Linked DNA regions of Homo sapiens: region 1 is linked to region 2. Evidence: read pairs that join two places in POLR2A ChIA-PET (ENCODE). Cell type or tissue: MCF 10A. All regions are shown on one strand. Each heading gives the region's core, and the rest is flanking DNA. Links, peaks and the distances in the headings are about the cores only. Region 1 overlaps UQCC1 (ubiquinol-cytochrome c reductase complex assembly factor 1). Region 2 overlaps UQCC1 (ubiquinol-cytochrome c reductase complex assembly factor 1).

Region 1 (7,618 bases), core at 1,105-6,104, 50 kb before region 2:
TGGAAATTCATCAGGACAAAGAAAGTTCTTAATTCTCAATGCAGAAGGGCACATAAATACACGAGTGACTGTGTATGTTACACACATACACATGCTTATACCATCTCTCTCTCCAACAGGAACAGGGCAAACGGCTCTCCAGAGTCCTGCTGCCCCCTGACACCAAACTACTGCGGTGTACAGAGAAGTACTTCAAGAGTTAAAACATTTTTGTGCCAATATTTTAAGAGTGCAGAAGGTTCCAAATTACATGTAAAATAAACAATGCCAGACTGTGAAAACTCTTGGCTGCAACGTTCTCTGATGTTAACAAGAGTTTCTTTATTACTGTAACCTTTCAGAAGTGAATAAAAATTATTTCTCTGCCCTAGTTTTGCCCTCCAGTAAAAGTGAAGAGAGCAGTGACCATGGAAAGAGCTGTACAATGACCTCTCCTGAAGGCCGGGGGCTGGGAAGGGGGCAGTTTAGAACACAAAGCCTTCCATATATGCTTCTAGGTTAAAGGCTAGAAATTTAGTTTGTGCTGTGCTGATCATATTGTAAAATTTTACATTCCTAATACTTTTATGTAACCAAAACCCTTAGAGCGACAAGAAGGCATTTTCAAGAGCCCAACCTGAGCTGGTGCTATGGAGAAAACCCAAATCTGGACCATGACCCCTCAACTACTCAGTGAACCCCCTTACTCAGAAACCGAGTCTGAAGTGTCCTTAACAAAGAAGGAAGAAGTACTGTGTGTGACCAGTACTTAAGACAAAACATGTTACTACTCAGATCCTTAAGTGTGGATGAGTCTGTAAATATCAGACACACACAAGGATCTCAAAATGGAGCTAGTCTGGATAAAGAGAATCTGCATTTACCATTGCAGGAGAAGTAAGAATGTCACCAAACAAAGCCAAACATTGTTTGTCTTCTCATACCAACTCGGTGCCTTTATCCACACTGTTCCTCTGCCTGGCATTCTCTTCTTGTCTAGCAAACACCTACTTATCTGAAAAGATTTAACTCAAATGTCATCTATTCCCAGCCTGTCTCGAGACTCTGGGCATTCTCAGCAATTTAAAAACATTATAATTTCTTAATATTGTAATTATCTGTTTATGTTTATCTTCTCCTACTAGACTAGGGAGTCATGGAAAATGTCTTAATCATCCTTGTATCTCCAGTGCTTTTAGCACAGTACCTGGAAGCTAACAGGCCACAATAAAATGGATGGATAGATGGGTAAAACTTTGTTTGTGTCTGGGAACAGAAATCAGACAGAGAGTGATGAACTGCTAAAAAAACAGAACACAAGCTCTGGGACTTAACACAAGGCTAGCTTTTCAGACTTCCACAGAGTTGCAGAATGTTAAGTCTGGAAGAGAATGTAGAAATCATCTAACTCTCCTCCCCAGAGAGGTGATGTGATTTGACTTACTCAGGCTTACCCGAAGAGTGGCCAGGCCAGGCAGAACTCGTTCCATTATGCCACACTGTCCCTTCTTACTACTGTCTAAAATTGTCGGTAAAATAAGTAATGATTAAGGTCACATATCTAATTTCATTATAAACATATCTAATTTCATTATAACTAATTTCATTATAACTAACACATATCTAATTTCATTATAAACAAATGAACAATGGAAATCATCTAGGAATTCAAACAACTTGATAAAAGACACAATATCTGAATTCTTCAAAAAGTTTACATAGTGTCACCATATGACCCAGCAGTTCCACTCCTAGGTATACCCCTCAAGAAAGCTGAAAACTTATGTTCAGACATAAACTTATATATGAATGTTCACAGAAGCATTATTCACAAAAGCTAAAAAGTGGAAAGTGGAAAGACTAAATGTCTATTAACTGATTAATAGATTTTTAAAACATGGTATATCTACACAACAGACTATCCCAAAAAGGAATGATGTCGGTCGGGGGAGTTGAGCAAAAAATAAATAAATAAAAAGAAGAAAAAAGACAAAAGAAGGAATGAAGTACTGAAAATATGCCACAACATGACTGAACTTTGAAAACATTCTGCTAAGTGAAAGAAGCCAAACATAAAATACTGCATATTATATGATCCTATTTATATGAAATGTCCCAAATAGGTCAATCCATAGAAACAGAATGTAGAATAGTGGTTTCCAGGGGCTAGGGGTAAGGGGAACGGGTGTGACTGCTAATGGGCACAGGATTTCTATCTGAGGTAATTAAAATATTCTGGAATAGTGGTGATGGGTACATAATGCTGCAAATTTACTAAAAAGCAAATTTACATGTTATGGGATATAAATTATATCTCTATTTTTAAAAACAGAAAAATGGAATATCTGCCCTCTAGAAGCTAACTAACTGGAGAAGCTAGGACCAACATATAAGATGCCTGGCTAGGCGTGGTGGCTTATGCCCAGCACTTTGGGATGCCAAGGTGGGAGGATCACTTGAGCACAGAAGTCCAAGATCAGTGTGGGCAGCACGGAGAGAACCCATCTCTACAAAAAAACCCACAAAAACAAAAACCTAAGATGCTTATGGACTGAAAGGTTCAATGCTACAATACAAGTGGATACTGTGGAAGTTAGAGGAAGAAAGAAACAACACTTGGGTTAAAAATCTTAATGCCAATGCTAGAGCCATAGTTTTTAGTTTCGTACAGAGTAGTAATTAAAAGCACAGGCTCTAGAGTCCAGAAGGTTTGGGTTCCAATCCAGGCTCCCATATTTACTGTGTAAGTCTAATTAAATTGCCTAACAGTGGTAGGTAGGCTGAATTTGGTCTCCTAAAAGATATCCATGTCCCAGTTCCTGGAACCTGTGCGTGTTACCTTATATGGCAAAAAAGGATTTTGCAGCTGTGATCAAATTAAGACACTTGAGATGGGGAGGGAATCCTGGATTACCCAGTTGAGCCCTAAATGCCATCACACATATCCTTCCTTTTAAGAGAGAGGCGGAAGGAACTTAGGCTCAGATAGAAGAAAAGGCAACATGACTACAGAGGCAGAAATTGCAGTGATGCAGCCACAAGTCAAGGAACATCAGCAGCCACCAAGAGCTGGAAGGGGCAAGAGTCTCCCCTAGAACCTCCAGAAGAAGCACAGCCCTGCCGACACCTTAATTTCAGCCCCATGAAACTGATTTCTGGCCTCCGGTACTGTAAGAGAATAAATTTTTGTTGTTTTAAACCACCAAGTTTGTGGTAATCTGCTGTAACTGCTATGGGAAACTATCTCTGAGCCTTAGTTTCCTCATCTGTAAAATGAGGCTAGAAATGTTACTAATCTCACAGGTAAGACTGTTGCAAAATGTTATAAAATTCAAATGGTGCTTGTAAAGTGCATGAAAAAAAGAAAGTGCTCAATAAATGTTAGCTATTACTATTGGGGAACTCTGCTTCTGAATTATGCTGAAATCCTCAAGTTTCACATGTCGTTAGCCCATGCCTAGACCCTGCTCCTCTTAGCGAGGAGAACAGTAACAGTGGCAACAAAGACACCCGAGTTCTACTCTTCAGTGTTTCTAATTTGTACGCAGCTCTTCCAGAGCCAATTTCCCAATCATCTAAATGATATAATTAGTTTAGGAGCAGTGGTTCTCAAACTAGAGAGCTGGTGAAAAGACAGACTGTTGGGTCCCACCCCAGTTTTCAGAAGATCAAGGGTATGCCCTAGAGCTAGCATTCTTTTTTTTTTTTTTTGAGACAGAGTCTTGCTCTGTCGCCCAGGCTAGAGTGCAAATGCACAGTCTAGGCTCACTGCAACCTCCACCTCCCAGGTTCAAGTGATTCTCCTGCCTCAGCCTCCCAAGTAGCTGGGACTACAGGTGCATGCCATCACACCAGGCTAATTTTTGTATTTTTAGTAGAGATGGGGTTTCACCATGTTGGCCAGGCTGGTCTCAAACCCCTGACCTCATGATCCACTCGCCTCGGCCTCCCAAAGTGCTAGGATTACAGGCTTAAGCCACCACATCTGGCCTGAGCTAGCATCCCTAACGAGTTCCCAAGCGATGCTGAGGCTGCTGGTCTGGGGACCACACTTTTAGATCTCTGGATCAGATTATTTCAGGGTTCCTTTCCAGTTTAAACAGTCTAAGATTCCCCAGTAACATCCAACAGATGCAGCACTCAAGTAATAAACACTGCTGTACCATGCTGAAATAGCCTTAAAACTAAGTTCTTTCCTAAGTAAGAGTGGGAGGCCTTGGAGGCTGAGTATGAAGTACATGGTAAAGACTAGTTTTAACTTCTGAACTCAGCAGATTGAGAAATCTAAAGCAATGGTGGAAACAGGAAGAGACTGTCCCCTTATCTAACATGTTGGCCCCATTTTAATTTATCTTAATCCCACCTTTCTGCCTTTTCACCAGACCCCTCCCCGTCACGGTCTCCTCTAGAAACACATCTAGGTGTCTCCTGAATTCATTTATTGGCTTTGCCGCACACAGTATAATACCGCCTTTGTTAGTCTCCTGGCCCGGCCCCTTCAAGCACGGTGTTCAGTCTCGGTGTTCCTCTACCCTTAAAAAAAACACACAACCAAGGAGTCTCTGAAAAATAATTGTAAAATCAACTAAGGCAAATTCAGATGATGTAGAGACACTCAGACTCTAAACGATGGAAAAAGAAACAAATTCAGAACATTGTCAGCATTCTCATGTCTTTTTTTTCCCCCTTAATCTCTATTAGTCCTGTTGAGTAGGAAGTCTCTGCCGTATTGGATTAGAAATTGAGTAAAAGAGGCCTCAGGCTTGGGAGTGCACTGAAGAAATAAATGGAATGCCTTTAGATTCAAGAAAAGCTGTCCTCTTGGTCTTTGGCAGTCCTTGGTAATAAGACAGGAGAAAAGGTTTCTTTCTTTCAATTGGAAGGTACCATGGTATAGTAAAGAGGACACTGGACTGGAAATTGGTGTAATCTGGCCTTGGTCCTCATTCTGCTATTCTCTAGCTGTATGACCTTGGCCAAATCAATGAACTTTTCTGGGCATCCATTTCCTCACCACAGAAATGAGAGGGTAGAACCTTAACCAGAAATATGTATTAGAAATCTTTTGGGGCCGGGCACGGGGGCTCATGCCTGTAATCCCAGCACTTTGGGAGGCCGAGCGGGTGGATCACTTAAGGTCAGGAGTTTGAGACCCACCTGGCCAACATGCTGAAACCCCGTCTCTACTAAATGTAAAAAATCAGCCTGGCATGGTGGCATGAGCCTGTAGTCCCAGCTACTTGGGAGGCTGAAGCAGAAGAATCGCTTGAACCCGGGAGGTGGAGGTTGCAGTGAGCTGAGACCACACCACACAACACTGAACTCCAGACCGGGCGAGAAAGCAAGACTCCGTCTCAAAAGAAAAAAAAAAAAAAAAAAAAAAAAAAAAAAAAAAAAATATATATATATATATGGAGAGATTTTTCAAAATGCATATACCTGAGCCTCTTCACAGACTCAGAACCGCTGAATAGAGAACCTCTGAGGTACCCAGTCTGACATTCCAAGGTTCATCCATCCTATAAAGCAGATTAAGTGTATAACCAGGCTTAAATGAGAGCCAGGGAACCCATGAGGCAGGGCAGAGAAAAACCGGACCTTTTTCAAAGGGGGAGGGTAGTTAGAGAAATTGAATCCAAGTGTAATCAGAGAAGATCATTCTTCAGTCAGTATTTGGAATACAGGGCTAGCCAGATGCTAACAAAAGAAGCAAGTATTTATGTTCATCCAACACATATTTGAGTAGTGACTACGGTAGGCATGTGGTTTAAGACACCAGAAATCCAAGAATCCTTATCCCATCTAACAGGAGTGACCTACATAAACCATGAGCACACCATGGTAAGTTCAGAGAAGGGAGTGGCCAGATATATGAACATTATTGGTGAATACTGGAAAAAGCTTCTTGGAGGAGGTGTTATCCAGCTTGTGTCTTATAGTGCCATGAGCAGACAGGGGAGAAGACCAGATCAGACGGAATAGCATAAACAAAAGCCTAGAGGCATAAAAGAACACAGCACACTTACGGCACCAGTGAAAGTCTGGCATGAGAAGAATATGTATTTGTGTGCATGCACTTGAACTTTTTTGGAGGGAAGGGGTATGATTTGTTGCAGATTAAACTAGAAGAATGGGCTGGAGCCAGAACATGAATACTTCTTTTCTCTCCAATTTTTTGCTTTGAAGAATTTCAAAGAATTTTTAAAGGATGTAAGAGTAATACAACAAAAACTCATATAAGTTGTTTTGAGATCTGCAACTTCAAATGGTTCAGCAAAAGAAAAGGGTGTGTATATGTATGGGTAGAGATAAAGCAAATGTTGCAAAAGATTCAGCATTTTGCACAATCTTAGATGCACAATTTTTTTTTGCAACATTTGTTTATCTCTATCCATACATCTACACATCCTTTTCTTTTGCTGAACCATTTGAAGTTCCAGATATCAAAACATTTTACCCCTAAATACTTCAATATGTATCTGCTAAGAACAAGCACGTTCTCCTATGTAACTACAAGGGTTCTATATGCATCCTTACCCACTCTAATAGGAGGGATCTATATAAACCAATAATTACAGCACATCATGGTAAGTTCTATCTCTGAAGTTGGTGTAGTGCTGCAGTAACGCAGAGTCCGATGTGCCACTCAGGACAGGACTGGCACCCTGACTGTATGCACCTATGCATCTGACCAGTTGTAAAACTGCCTGAGGCACCTACTCCTCGAACTCTTGCTACCTCTTAAGGCCTAGGGGTAGGAAACATGTGTAAAGAAAGGCATGTATCTACCAGACGTACATGTTCAGTAGGACCCTGCTTAAATTCGTAAGCCAATCCCAAAATGGAATTACTCTGACTTCTTAGAATTTAGCCTTCTCTCCCCTAATAACTGACTATCCACTCCAACAGCTCAGGCCATTTTAGAAACTTTCAAAAGAACAACTGGTATCTGAGAACATGTATTCTTATTTTCATGGCCTCAAGCCCAAGGGACTGTCCTTTAGTTACACTCACACTTTTTTCCCCCCACCCAAGCTGGAGTGTAACACTGTGATCACAGCTCACTGCAACATCAAACTCCCTGGCCCAAGTGATCCTCCCACCTCAGCCTCCCACAGAGCTGAGACCACAGGCATGTGCCACCATAACCGGCTAATTTTATTTTTGTAAAGATGGGGTCTCCCTACATTGTCCAGGCTAACTATACCTTTTAATGTGCTCCTTGTCTTTAAAAACAATACCTTTGGCAGTGAGTTTTAATTCTGACCTAGAGATGCAAAACAGTAAAATTTTTATATCGTAAAATAGAAGAGGTCTGAAAATTTTTGTAGGGAAAGAGAGGCGATTTGGTGACAGGTGGTGATTACAGAGGCCTGAAAGGAAATTTTCAGAAAAACTAAAGCCTCCTAAAATGTAATGCCTTTGTTAGTTTAGAAAGATAAAATACCAGCCGGGGGTGGTGGTGGCTCATGCCTGTAATCCCAGCACTTTGGAAGGCCGAGAAGGGCGGATCACCTGAGGTCAGGAGTTCGAGACCAGTCGGGCTAACATGGTGAAACCCTGTCTAAAATTACAAACATTAGCCGGGTATGGTGCACGCCTGTAATCCCAGCTACTCAGGAGGCTGAGGCAGAAGAAT
Region 2 (7,618 bases), core at 1,785-6,784:
ACAGGCACCCACCACCACGCCCGGCTAATTTTTTTGTATTTTTAATAGAGATGGAGTTTCACCGTGTTAGCCAGGATGGTCTAGATCTCCTGACCGCATGATCTGCCCGCCTCGGCCTCCCAAAGTGCTGGGATTACAGGCGTGAGCCACCGCGCCCGGCCTAATTTTCATTTTTTTAAGCATCTTATCATTCAGTGAAAACACATTTGGAACTGTACCTAATAGATGCCCTCCAAATTTCAGAGCAAGACATGCCTACCTCATTGACTGTATGTCTATTAACCCATATCTAGCAGATGACAGATGTGGGGTATTAGAATAAAAGTTCTATCAAAAAGAAGACTTTTAAAAGGAAATCTTGACCCCCATCTCCCAAGAACAATTCTGAGAAGTAAAACATTCTATGCTTATTGATGTAATAGGAAAAGGAAAAAAAAATACTGCCTGAAAGCAGTCAAAAGTCATTCAAAACTGCAATCAAGCACTGAATGTTTTTAAACTCTTGCATTTTTTAGTAAAGGTATCACAAATTTTATTAATGACTACAGAGTCTTGTAGTTTGCAAATAACCTCCAAGGAAAGTCTGTTCTAATGTTAACCCTCTCCAAGCAAAGGCAAGCTATCTAACCAATAAAAAATTATCCAAAAGTTAAATATCACTTTATTTTTAACATGTAAAAAATTCATATGTTTTCCTCTTAAGTGTTTTCCAGACACAACAATGGAAGAAACATAGGACATAGCCTCAGAAGGCTTAGGTCCAAATATTCAGGCTGGCATGGTGGCTCACACCTATAATCTCAGTAATCCCAGTACTTTGGGAGGCCGAGGTGGGAGGATCACCTAAGCCCAGGAGTTCAAGGCAGTAGTGAGCCATGATCATGCCACTGCACTCCACCAGGGTAACAGAGCAAGACCTCATCTGTTAAAAAAAATTTTAAAAACAATCCCAGCACTTAGGGAGGCTGAGGCAGGAGGATCGCTTGAAGCCAGGAGTTTGAGACCAACCTAGGTAACAAAACGAGACCCTGGTCTCTACAAAAATTTAAAAATTGGCAGTACACAGTGGTGCATGACTGTAAGTCTCAGCTATTCAGAAGGCTGAGGCAGGAGGATAGCTCGAGCTTGGGAGTTCGAGACTACAGTCAGCTATGAAGGCACCACTCTACTCTAGCCTGGGTGACAGAGCAAGACCTTGTCCCTGAAAAAAAAAAATTCATTTTGTCTGCCACTTACTTACCATCCTTGTGACCTTGGGCAAGTCACTTTACCCCCTGAGCCTCACCTTCTGCATTCGCTAAAACTCACCTAGCTAACAATTTTGTTGAGATCCAAAGAACACCTGTGTGAAAGCACTCTATAAACACAGAATGCACTGATAATTCTCACCTTACGTGTGGTGTGATACTTCCTATTCAGCTGTATGTCTATTCCAGGAATCTGTTCTGATCCACCACATGCTCGGGACTGGCTCATCTGGGGCCACTGAAGAATAAAAACACAGATCTATGCAACACTGAGCACTTACAGGGTTAATCTGAACAGAGCTGTTTCAAAGTAAAGACTATAGGATCTTTCCAACCTTACTTAGCCCACTTCCCCGTGATCAGCTCACCAGGAAGACCCAAGATCAGCACCTAGAAGGGTGTCTAGTACATGGTAGATGCCCAAGAAATATCTGTTGAATACCTGAAGAAATAAAAGAATTTGGGCCAGGCACAATAGCTCACACCTGTAATTCCAACACTTTGGGAGGTCAAGGTGAGAGGATTGCTTGAGGCCAGAGTTTAAGACTCAGCCTGGGGAACATAGCAAGACTCTATTTCTACAAATTTTTTTTTAATTGGCTGGGTGTGGTGGTGCATGCCTATAGTCTTAAGCTGCTTGGGAGGCTGAGGTGGGAGGATCACTTGAGCCCAGAAGATCGAGGCTGCAGGGAGCTATCATCACACCACTGCACTTCAACCTGGGCGACTCAGCAAGAGCAAGACCCTGTCTGTAAAAAAAAAAAAAAAGAGAGAGAGAGAGTGAATTCAAAGGCCAGGTGGCGTGGCTCACACCTGTAATCCCAGCACTTTGGGAGGCCGAGGTGGATGGATCACTTGAGGTCAGGAGTTTGAGAGCCTGGCCAATATGGTGAAACCCCATCTCTACTAAAAATACAAAAAATTAGCCAGGTGTGGTGGCACATGCCTGTAATCCCAGTTACTCAGGAGGCTGAGGCAGGAGAATAGCTTGAACTGAGGAGGCAAAGGTTGCAGTGAACCAATATCATGCCACTGCACTCCAGCCTGGGCAACACAGCAAGAATCGGTCTCAAAAAAAAAAAAAAAAAAAAAAAAAAAGAATTCAGCCCTGGAAACCTGGAACTACATCTAAGTCAATTCTAGGAAACAGAACTGTAGTATCTATCTATTTAAATATGGGCAGCAGTGCCGTATATGGGGAAAAAAATAAAGACACCAGCCACTTTTAGGTTTAAAACCTGCTTCTGTCGCCTACGACAAGCTCAGTGGCCATGGAAAACTTACTGAACCTCAGTTGCAGTAAGGATGAAAGAAGGTAAGATATATAAAGTGCCTTTCACAAAATAGGCACTCAATAAATAGCAGAAGTTTCCATCATCACTATCATCACCAGCATTATTGTTTGGATCACAATCGCCACCTTTTTCATGTTCACATTGCATTTAAAAACAATTTGGCAATAAAATAGCCGTTATTATGTGCCAGATACTATACAGAATGAAAACTGGGAGGAAAGTCCATTAAGGAGATGGTTAATGAAAGTTCAGTCACTCAGTGGAAAATCAGGTATCCATTGAGGGTTTTTTGTTTTGTTTTTGTTGTTGTTGTTTTGTTTTTGTTTTTTGAGACAAGGTCTGGCTCTATGGCCCAGGCTGGAGTGCAGTGGTGCAATCTCAGCTGACTGCAACCTCCACCTCCCCGGCTCAAGCAATTCTCCTGCCTCAGCCTCCTGAGTTGCTGGGACTACAGGCATCTGTCATCACACCCTGCTGATTTTTGTATTTTTGTAGAGACAGTGTCTCCATATGTTGCCCAGGCTGGCCTCAAACTCCTGGGCTCAAGTGAGTGATCTTCCTGCCTTGAACTCCCAAAATGCCTTGAACTCCCAAAATGGGACTACAGGCATGAGCCTGGGTGCCTGGCTGGGATTTTTTTTTTTTTAAATAGACTTTTTTTTTTTTTTTTAACAGCAGTTTTAGGCTCATAGCAAAACTTCCTGGAAAGGGCAGAGTTCCCACATACCCCTTCCCCCACATGCACAGCCTCCCCCGCCATCAACATCCCATACCAGAGTGGTGCATTTGATACAAAGAACAAACCTACACTGACACATCATCATCACTCAGACTGCACGGTTTACTCAGAGATTATTATTATTGTTAACAACATGAAAAATGTTAAATGCTTATAATATGTATAAAATTATAGGTAAAACATGACTGCGTAGACTGCATATGGGCAAGTTTAGAAAGAACACACAAGAAACCAAAGAGTTATTTTGTTAAGTTAGAATTATGGATAAATTTAAGAATCTATAGCCAAAATAATTCTGGCAAAAAAAAAAAAATCTAGTTTCCAAACTCTCACTAATGCTATATTACCTTTACAATAAAAAAGGGTGAGAGGGAGCAGGAAGAGGGCTGACTCTTCAATTCTGGTTTATTCCAAGAAGAAATGGAACACATGGAATGAAAATGATTTTTTTTCTTTAACCCTAACGAAGAAAAAATAGAATTTCTAATTGTGGAATGTTACTATTTACTTTTCTTTCCAAACGAGGATATTAAAAAATTAGTCAGGATTCTTCTGGTCAGTCCCAAGGACACTTAGGCTTTAATTCATAAGTATCAAGCAGGCTTTGTAAAACACAGACTAAACACAGAACACCTCCCCATTACATCACATACATCAATGCAATGGTCCACCTAAAACACAAAGCACTTAAACTGGTTCAAAGAACACAGCCAACAGCAGTTTCCACAAGCTGTGCTTTGGGCTGGGTCCTCTTCTATTAGGTTCTATTAGATCCTTCTTTTTCCTCACAGCTCTAGGAGTAACCAGTAGATTCCTTCTGTGGCTGTCCTACCATCTACTGTATTTCTATCCTACCATTAGCTAACATTTCACACTATATTGAACTACTAAAGTACCTATGTATCTAGTATCAAGGACATCTAGTTTCTCCACACCTACACACTTATAAACACACACATTTACTTTTTTGTACTACCCACTCTTGTCCTTGCACTTCCCGCAAAAAATTCACTCGACCCTTAAAGACCTCAATTTTTCCTTTGCTTAGATTAGAAAATATCAATAGGCTGGGCGTGGTGGCTGACGCCTGTAATCCCAACACTTTGGGAGGCCGAGGCGGGAGGGTTGCCTGAGTCCAGGAGTTAGAGACCAGCCTGGGCAACATGGCAAACCACCATCTCTACCCCCCTCCAAAAAAAAACAAAAATTAGCCAGGCATGGTGGTGTGTGCCTGTAATCCCAGCTACTCAGGAGGCTGAGGCAGGAGAATCGTTTGAACCCAGAAGGCGGAGGTTACAGTGAGCCAAGATCATGCCACTGCACTCCAGCCTGGGTGACAGAGCAAGGCTCTGTCTCAAAAAATAAAAATAAAAAATAAAAAAACAAGAATGACAGAGGCAGAGAAGTAGAAAGGGGGTGCTGGGACAAACTCAAGCGATTCTTGAATACCATGGGCGTGTGTGTCTGCTCCTTTTAGCAACTATAAGCTCCAGGGCACAGCCCATCTTATATGTCTGTCATTTTCTGTCCCAATACTCAACACCATTCTGGGCATGAAGTCATTACTCAATAAAAACTAGGTGGATTTTTTTTTTTTTTCAAAGAGGACAACTTTGGAGAACGTCCAAAAAAAGAACCACAGGAATGATCAAAGGGATGAATAAAAGGTCCTAGTGGAAAGGTCAAAAGGAATTTAGGCTGTTTAGCTTGGAGAAAAGGCAACTGAAGAACTAAAGAGTAACTCAGAATAACAACACTTGAGCTGGAAGAAATCTCAGAGATATTCTGGTCCAACCTTTTCACTTCACAGATGAGGAAACTAAGACAAAGGGAGAGGTTGCAATTTGGTAAAGGTAATTTTAGGACAACTTTTTTTTTTTTTTTTAAGTTTCATTTCATACAGTGAGGAGAAAACTTTCCCAAGCAACAGGAACATAAATAGCAACAAAAATAGCAATTGCAACTTACTGAAGATCTCCTGTATGTCTAGTACCTACCTACATGCTTGGTGTTTTACTTATGTTATCTCACAACAATCTTATAAAGTATATTTTCCTATTTTTTTTTTTTTTGAGACGGAGTCTCGCTGTGCCCAGGCTGGAATGCGGTGGCATGATCTCGGCTCACTACAACCTCCACCTCCTGGGTTCAAGCAACTCTCCTGCCTCAGCCTCCCAAATAGCTGGGATTACAGACGTGTGCCACCACGCCAGCTAATTTTTTTATTTTTTTAGTAGAGACAGGGTTTGACCACATTGGCCACCCTGGTCTCAAACTCCTGACCTCAAGTGATCAGCCCACCTTAGCCTCCCAAAGTGCTGGTATTACAGGCATGAGCCACCACACCTGCCCCTTCTATTTCTTTTTTTCTTTTTTTTTGAGACAGGGTCTTGCTCTGTCACCCAGGCTGGAGTACAGTGGTGTGGTCATGGGTCACTGCAACTTTGACCCCCCCAGACTCAAGGGATCCTCCTGCCTCAGCCTCCTGAGTACCTGGGAACACAGAGATCCAGCTATTCCGGATTTTTTGTAGAGATAGGGTCTTGCTATGTTACTCAGGCTGGTCTCAAATTCCTGGCCTCAAACAATCCTCCCACCTTGGCCTCCAGAAGTGCTGAGATTACAGGCATGAGCCACTGTGCCCGGACTATTTTTTCCTGTTTTAGAAATTAGAACACAAAGGCTCAAAGAAGTAAAGTTCATTAAAGACTAGGATATATACTCAAAGCTATGTTCTGTCCGCTATATCAAGCTGCCTTCAAAAGTCTGAGTAGAGTTCAACAACACAGGCTCATGCACACTTAATACCCAGATCTTGATTTCTAAATACTGCTCTCCAATAGAAGGAATCGGGGCTGGGTGCGGTGGCTCATGCCTGTAATCCCAATACTTTGGGAGGCTGAGGCGGGAGGATCACCTGAGGTCAGGAGTTCAAGGCTAACCTGGCCAACATGGTGAAACCCCTTCTCTACTAAAAAATATAAAAATTAGCTGGGCGTGGTGTGTGCGCCTGTAGTCCCCAGCTACTCGGGAGGCTGAGGCAGGACAGTCACTTGAACCTGGGAGGTGGAGGTTGCAGTGAGCCAAGATCGCACCACTGCACTCCCACCTGGGCAACAGAGTGAGACTCCATCTAAAAATAAAAAATAAAAAAAATAAAAAAATAAAATCAGGACTCCTTGGAGTAATGTTTGAATCTAGGGCCAGGGCAAAGAAAATACAGCATGAACCTGAAACATCTTGTGGTGCCAGCAATTAAGAGAGTATTCAAAAAATGATGGGGGGCATGTAGAAAGGCGTTCCCAATAGCCCAAGCTGGGACAATCTAATCAACAAAATAACTAATTGGAAAATGAATTATAAGCCGGGTGCTTATAATTTGCACCTCTCTTTGGGAGACCGAGGCGCATAGATCACAAGGTCAGGAGATGAAGGCCATCCTGGCCAACACGGTGAAACCCCATCTCTACTAAAAATACAAAAATTAGCTGGGCGTGGTGAGCTCGCACCTGTAATCAAGCTATTCAGGAGGCTGAGGCAGGAGAATCACTTGAACCCGGGAGGCGGAGGTTGCAGTGAGCCAAGATCTCGCCACTGCACTCCAGCCTGAGTGAGAGAGTGAGACTCCGTCTCAAAAAAAAAAGAAAAGAAAAGAAAAGAAAATGAATTATAACTCAGAAGAAAATAAATATCCATGAGCTCATACTGGTATAAATAAATAATTGAATAAATAAATAAATGGGGAAGAAGTGACAGCTCTTTCTTACAACAGAGTTCCAGTTAATAAATGTAGGAATGATGGAAATAAAAAATCATTAGACAAACACCACAATAATGATCACTGCAGTGAAGAACCATCAATGCAATTATCATATAATCCATCAATCCTAATTCTGGGTATATATCCAAAAGAATTCAAAGCAGGATCTCTAAGATATTTGTACACTGACATTCACTGCAGCATTATTCACAATAATGTGTGCAAGAGACAGAAGGAACCCAAATGTCCATTGATCCAAATGGATAAAGAAAATATACAATAGAAGAGTACGCAGCCTTAAAAAAAGAAGGAAATCCTGTCATGTGCTACAACATAGATGAACCTTGAGGACATTATGCTAAGTGAAATAAGCATGTGCCAGTTATAAAAGAACAAAAACTGTATGAGTCCACTCACATGAAGTATCCTAAAGTAGTCAAAATCACAGAAACAAGGCCAGGGTGATGGCTCATGCCTGTAATCCCAGTGCTTTGGGAGGCTGAGGCGGGCAGATCACTCGAGGTCAGGAGTTTGAGACCAGCCTGGCCAACACAGTGAAACCCCGTCTCTACTAAAA

The links. Peaks named below come from ENCODE experiments on the same cell type or tissue, not always from the same donor. Only the 100,000 strongest peaks of a DNase experiment are listed, where the experiment ranks them.
Region 1: POLR2A ChIA-PET joins it to region 2 with 5 read pairs; 8 of 35 experiments call an interaction of 5 or more read pairs at or near these places.

What each region holds. Positions count from the first base shown.
Region 1 is chr20:35,333,517-35,341,134 of GRCh38, forward strand. The region is part of intron 7 of UQCC1 (ubiquinol-cytochrome c reductase complex assembly factor 1); the gene reads right to left. Among named protein-coding and RNA genes, the nearest start is that of FAM83C, 45 kb to the left of the region's middle. In MCF 10A, for the core only: no CTCF peak of the experiment used is centred there; no DNase peak of the experiment used is centred there.
Region 2 is chr20:35,382,649-35,390,266 of GRCh38, forward strand. UQCC1 (ubiquinol-cytochrome c reductase complex assembly factor 1) reads right to left here. Exons shown (of 10, transcript NM_018244.5): 3 at 1,390-1,485. Among named protein-coding and RNA genes, the nearest start is that of UQCC1, 26 kb to the right of the region's middle. In MCF 10A, for the core only: no CTCF peak of the experiment used is centred there; a DNase peak (open chromatin) is centred at 4,893.